Linked DNA regions of Homo sapiens: region 1 is linked to region 2. Evidence: chromatin contacts called from ENCODE Hi-C or POLR2A ChIA-PET data. All regions are on one chromosome and are shown on one strand. Each heading gives the region's core, a stretch centred on a gene start or an enhancer-like site at or near the end of the contact. The rest is flanking DNA. Distances are from core to core; before and after follow the strand shown.

The links. Hi-C counts contacts between places; a loop is a spot of excess contacts on that map. ChIA-PET counts read pairs that join two places held with the same protein, here RNA polymerase II (POLR2A). Pooled maps may share reads with other maps.
Region 1: a loop to region 2 is called in a pooled map, with 3 times the contacts of the local background. The contact joins the promoter of GDF11 here to the promoter of PAN2 in region 2. A Hi-C loop is called at or near these places in 4 of 50 pooled maps. POLR2A ChIA-PET finds 5 or more read pairs at or near these places in 3 of 52 experiments (GM10248, MCF 10A and activated CD4-positive, alpha-beta T cell).

Annotation. Positions count from the first base shown.
Region 1 is chr12:55,741,563-55,744,640 of GRCh38, reverse strand. GDF11 (growth differentiation factor 11) reads right to left here and starts at 1,519. Exons shown (of 3, transcript NM_005811.5): 1 at 880-1,519. The coding sequence starts at 1,324. RefSeq lists a silencer at 484-543.
Region 2 is chr12:56,332,297-56,335,479 of GRCh38, reverse strand. It overlaps PAN2 (poly(A) specific ribonuclease subunit PAN2), which reads left to right and starts at 1,480. Exons shown (of 26, transcript NM_014871.6): 1 at 1,480-1,618; 2 at 2,272-2,667. The coding sequence starts at 2,386. RefSeq lists enhancers at 1,043-1,212, 1,130-1,349, 1,475-1,644 and cis regulatory regions at 1,559, 1,544-1,575.

The DNA of each region.
Region 1 (3,078 bases), core at 270-2,769, 590 kb after region 2:
GTAGTATTCGCCTGGATTTTCCAGGCCATAAAATTTCAAAGCAGCTCATGTCTATTATATGTTCATCTTCCGTTTGGTCAGGGGCTCGGATGCCTGGGTTCCTGCTCCCCCATCTACTACTTTCTCTTTTTTCCTAGGTCTTCGTCTCTCTCAAGTCCACCTGCGGTAGGGGTGGGCGAATAAGGGATGGAACACTAAGGTTTGAGTAGCCAATGAGTGTCCTTAGCCCCCAGCGCAATGGAGTTGAGCTCTCCGAGCTCGGTCAGTATCAAGAAGGCACAGCTTTTCCGACCCCTTGGGATACCCGGTCTGAGACAGGGGTCAGGATGGAAAGGGTGCCAGCTGGGCTGCCAGGAGGTGTACAGGGCTCTGGGACCCTATTCTTGGGAGAAAGCACACAGTTCTCTGCAACCCGTTGGGCACGTTGCGAACGGAGCACGGAGTGGGGAGTTACCGCCAGGGCCACTGGGAAGCAGAGAGCACTGCAGTCCAGCTGGGGCTGCGGGGGTCCTGCAGCCTCCCGATTCTGTTCTCCAGCCTCCCCACCACGGCTTTTCAGGACAGAGTCACTGCCCAGCCCCAGCTTCCCCGGACTCCAACAAGGATCTTTTTAGCATACTGGGGGTGGAAGGCACTATCTCGAAACCCGCCCCATTTCCCCCGCCCCAACCTCCGGGAACTAGGCGTGCATACAACTTTGCAGCCCATCTCCACCGCTCGGAAAACTTCTATGAAGTAGCCCCCGCTCCCTAATTCGTCAAGTTTTCGCAGAAAAAGCTTCCGGGCCGGGGCAGCAGGGAGCGCCCCGCTTGGAGCAGAAGGCGCCCTTCGCGGGGCCAGAGCCAGCACCCCACTGCTCGCGCCCCGCAGCCCACTTACTCTCCTGGGCCATGCTAATGACGGTCTCGGTGGTGGCGTGGTACTCGTCCTCCTCCAGGAAGTCCTCGGGCTGCAGCGCGTCGCCCTGGAAGTCGTGTAGGTCCAGGATCTGCTGCAGCGGCGGCGCCTTGGGCAGCAGCTGCTTCACCACCTCGCGGCTGATGTTGGGCGCCTCCTTGAGCCGCAGTTTGCTCAAGATCTGCGACTTGATGCTCTCTAGGCGCAGCTCGCGGCTGTGCTGCCGCCAAACGCACACGGGGCAGCCGTCCGGCTCGGGCGCCACGGACGGGGCTGGCCGGCTGGAGCGCTCCCCCCCGACCCCCGCCGCTGCCGCCGCCGCCGCCGCCGCCGCCGCCGCCGCGGGGCCCTCGGCCGCCTCCCCCCGGGGCCGCAGCTCCAGGGCGAGGAGCAGGAAGCCCAGCAGCAGCGGGGCCGCGAGCACCATGCTGGAGGGGAGGGGAGGGAGGACTGGGGGGCGGGGACGCCGGAGTCCCGCGGGGAGGGGGCGGAGGGAGGAGGGAGGGAGGAGGAGGGGGTCCGGGCGGCGCGGGATTGGGGGCTGCCCGGCCGAGGGGGGACCCGGGGGGCCGGGGGCGGCGGGCGCGCGGGCGGGGCGGGCGGGCGGCCGGGGCGGGCGGCTGGGGGGGCCCGAGCCCGGGCCAGGCCCTTTATAGCCCCGGCCCCCGTGTCGTCAGCGGCCGCGATTGGCTGCGGAGCCAACAAAAGAGGCAGCGCTGTCATCCGAGGCGAGAGAGGGAGCCGGAGAGAGCCGAGGAATAGAGAGAGGGAGGGAATGAGGGAGCAAGGGCCAGAGAGAGATGAAGAGACAGAGATATGAGGGGGCGGGGGGGCGGATATAGAGGGAAAGTCAGAGCCAGAGAGACCAAGGAGAATCAGAGAGATAAGGGGGAAGAGACAGAGATAGGAAAAGGAGGAGGAGAGAGGGAGAGACAAAGGAGGAAAAGAAGAGTCAGGGGGAAGACGCAGAGGTGAGAGACTTAGCTAGAGAGGGAAATTGTGTGTCTGTGGGAGACACAGAACCAAGAAGGAGGAAGACTGGGACAACTAGTGGGAGAGTTAGAGTGGAGACAAAAATGGGGAGAAGAGGGGTACCACTAGATAGGGGGAGACAGAGGTCTACAGAGCCAGACCAGAAGAGATCGGGGGTCATGGAGATGGGAACAGCGGCAGAGGAACAGAGGACAGAAGAGTGCCCTGGGAAAGGGGTGGGGGGGGGGGTGGGGGGGAGAGAAATCAGGATGGGGGAGGAGAGAGAGGGGCACAGACAGGGAGACAACAAGGGAGCCCCTGAGGAGGCAGGTGCAGGGGATTGGGGGTGGGGGAGAGGAAAGGCAGAAACTCCTGAGAGAAGGAGCCACAAGAGTCAGCCTTGGTGGGAGCACAGAGAGCCCAGGGGACAGAGGTGGAGAACTTGAGACCAGAGGAGCTCTAGCCACCAGAGGTAGCCCAAAGAAGATGCTCAAGGAAGCCATGGAAGGAAGCACCAGGCTAGGCTCATCAGAGGGATTAAGGGGACTAGGAGAGGAAGAGGTCAGGGACAACCTAAGAAGGTGGAGAGGTGATGGGAAGAACTGAAACAGAGGGAAGACATAGAGCTGGGAAGACTGTGAGCTTGAAACTGGGGCTTAACAGGGCTAATGTAGTCAGCCGGCTGGAAAAGGCAGGAGCTAGAGGCCACTGGGGGAAGGGTGAGAGGAGATGGCTGGAGGCTGTTATACTTGGGGAGAAATCTAGATCTCTGGATTTCTAGCTATATCTTTGGATCTGCAGGGTCTTAGAAGTCTGAGAAGGGGCTGGAGGTTGCAAGGGTGAGCATGGGAAAGAAGTCTGCGCTCAGATGCACGAGATGAAATACAGATGTGGGACCAGCCCTAGTCTTCAGGTGTGATCCTGGGCAGTCAGAGAGCAGAGTAAAACAGTACTAAGGTGAAAAAATGTTTTGAATGTGCTTAACTTCTGACTTCAGGTTTTCCAGGCTTATTTCTGGATCTGAAAGCCCTGGAGCAATAGTCAAATGGAAAATGTTTGTGCCAGGCCAGGCGCGGTGGCTCACGCCTGTAATCCCAGCACTTTGGGAGGCCGAGGTGGGCGGATCACGAGGTCAGGAGATCGAGACCATCCTGGCTAACACGGTGAAACCCTGTCTCTACTAAAAATACAAAAAATTAGCCGGGCGTG
Region 2 (3,183 bases), core at 231-2,730:
CTTTTTTTTGAGACGGAGTTTCGCTCTTACTGACCAGGCTGGAGTGCAATGGTGCCATCTCGGCTCACTGCAACCTCCGCCTCCCAGGTTCAAATGATTCTCCTGCCTCAGCCTCCCAAGTAGCTGGGATTACAGGCTCCCGTCACCAGGCCCGGCTAATTTTGTATTTTTAGTGGAGACGGGGTTTCTCCATATTGGTCAGGTTGGTCTCGAACTCCCGACCTCAGGTGATCCGCCCACCTCGGCCTCCCAAAGTGCTGGGATTACAGGCGTGAGCCACTGCGCCCGGCAGACATGGATTATTTAGCCCAGGTTATTAGGGATCTGTAACTCTCATGGGTCTGTTAAGTCTTTCTCAATTTGAGACCTCAAGATGGAGATTTCTTAAAGTGTAGGAACTGTCTATGTCTCTCAGCATCCACCTTTTTCGGAGATTCTATATCTAATGACCTGCGAAGTCAGATCAAATCAGTTTGAGAGACCATCTGTGTTTTTCTCTTGGTCTAGGCTCTAGGTAGGATCTCTGACTGGGTATAGGACCCCACCCCTCTGAGTCCTAGAAATTTAAATTCTTGGTTCCTTTAATGAAGGTCTATTTACCAGCCTTTATTGAGAGAAATGTTATAGAATTGAATCCTCCATGAGGAATGTCTCCCATCAGAGTCCCTTTATGTGGCCTTTAGAAACAGTAATAACAGCTGAGCTAAAGTGCTCTGAGACATCTCACAACCTAGACCCATTTCAAAGTAATTAGAGTTCACAGGACCCACGAATCCTTCAGAATAACAAGTCCCAATTTGCCATGCTCATCCCCCTCTGAGGGATAACGTCCAGCCAGCCTCAAGAGCTAGGGGAATTTGATAACCAGGGGCATCTTGTTACCCGGGAATGTTACCGGGGTCTCTGGGGAGGGAACAATCACGGATGGGAGTTTCAGATGGATGCCTGTAGAAGATGCAGCCACTTGGACTGTGTCAGGAGTCCGGCTCCCGCTTCCTTTTTTTTCTCTCCCATATCTGGAAATAATAGGAAATGCCAGCGAGTTTTGGGGGCAACAGGGTCAGAGGTGGCGGAGTGGCTCACTAGGGCACCGCAGGAAGAGGAGGTAGACTAAGCCCCGCTGGGAATACCCAACAGCGACTCCTAGTGCTTTGCCTTGTGTGTCCCTTATTTTAGAGTTCCTAAAGTTATAGAAAGCATAAAAGTTTGGTTTTCAAACCTAGACGTAATTTTGTTCAAGAAGACTAAAAACAGAGTTACTTTCTAACGCCACCCAACAAGTCCGGCGTCTGGCTGCGTTTGTCCCACCGGCGCCCCGTAACCTCTTTTTCCGGCGCGTGCGTCACACGCTCTCTCCTGGGGTCGCCGTACCTGGCTCCTTCTGATTGGCTTAGATGCGCCCGGAGCCCTTCTGATTGGCTAAAATATGCCCCGAGCCCTTCTTGATTGGAAGAAGCGCCTCGGACCCCGGTCCTTGGCGCCGTAGTGGTTAGGTTGAGCCCTAGGCGTGGGGGAGAACTGGGGAAACTGGAATTTCCCGCGGAGCTGACAGCGCTTGCGCTCCCCCTACTCGTTCTAATTCCACGCGCTCCAAAATATCCGCCATGGAGAAATCTTGGTAATGACCCATTCCCCGTAAGCATCCCAGGAACACATCTGACCCTTGCCCTATCCCCCTCCTCACCGCTGCCGTGGGAGAATTCTAGATAACCGATTTTTCTGGTTCCCCCAGAGAATTCTGGGTAACTAGCCGTTTCCGTCACCTTCCCCTGCCCCCGCCCCAATTGTGGGTAACTGGCCATTATTGTTTTCCTCTAGAGAATCCTGGGTAGCTATTGGAGAGGATTCTAGGAAACTGACTTCTCGTTCTCCCCACCGTCCAATCCACCCGTTTTCACCCCCAATTCTGGGAGAAAGCACCTTAAATCCCTCTACCTAACTCCAACCCCCGCAATTCTCGCTCCCTTCACCTGATGATTCAGGGCTGAACAAGGCAAGTGAGCAGTCCGAAGTGAGAAGAAAGGGAAGTCAAGGATTAGGTTAGATAATGGGGTGGTGGAGAGTACAGAGGGCCTAGCGGAGGAGGGATAGGGACAACAGTTCTACCACCTCCACCCCCACTGCCCATCCCTCCCCCGCCTGCTTCATCCTTTGGCTGGCAGTCTCATCCCTCATGCCTGCCTCATCTCCCTCCTGCCCCCATAACCTAGAAGACCCTAAGTACCAGTACCTGGGCCTACCCTTGACTCAGCTACCTCTTTCCCCTTACAGGCCAGGATGTCCATTCTAGGCCCATCGGTGCTGTCTTGCTGAAGGTTGGGTCAGGCATCTAAAGGGACTGTGGTAAGGGAGGGTGTGACACAGGTGTAAGCTGCCATCGTCATCATGAACTTTGAGGGTCTGGACCCTGGACTGGCAGAATATGCCCCAGCCATGCATTCTGCCCTGGACCCTGTCTTGGATGCCCACCTGAACCCAAGTCTGCTACAGAATGTGGAGCTGGACCCAGAGGGAGTGGCCTTGGAGGCTCTTCCCGTCCAGGAATCAGTGCACATAATGGAAGGTGTCTACTCTGAATTGCACAGCGTGGTGGCTGAAGTGGGTGTACCTGTTTCCGTCTCCCACTTTGACTTGCACGAGGAGATGCTGTGGGTGGGGAGCCACGGGGTAAGAACTGTACCCCTTTGTGAGGGTTGAAAGATGTTGAAGGTCTTTATCTGGTCTTAACCCAAGGAAGCTGCTTTGCAGATAGCCAGTACCGAGGAGTTGTAGTGATGAGACAGCTGGGTCTGGTTGGAGGGATAAAGGGAGAATCTAGGATCTAGGAGTAAATGACATATTCTTTCTCAGGAGGCATCCCTTTTTTTTTTTTTTTTTTTCGAGACAGGGTCTTGCTCTGTCGCCTAGGCCAGAGTGCAATGGCGTAATGTGATCATGGCTCACTGCAGCCTCAATCTCCTGGGCTCACACAATCCTCCCACTTTAGCATCTCAAGTAGCTGGGACTACAGGCATGCGCAACCAAGACCAGCTAATTTTTAAAAAATTTTTTAGTCTTACTATGTTGCCCAGGCTTGTCTCAAACTCCTGAGCTCAAATGGTCCTCCTGCATAGAGCTGCCAAAGTGCTGGGGTTACAGGTGTGAGCCACGGCACCTGGCCAGCATCCCACTTTTGTCACAATT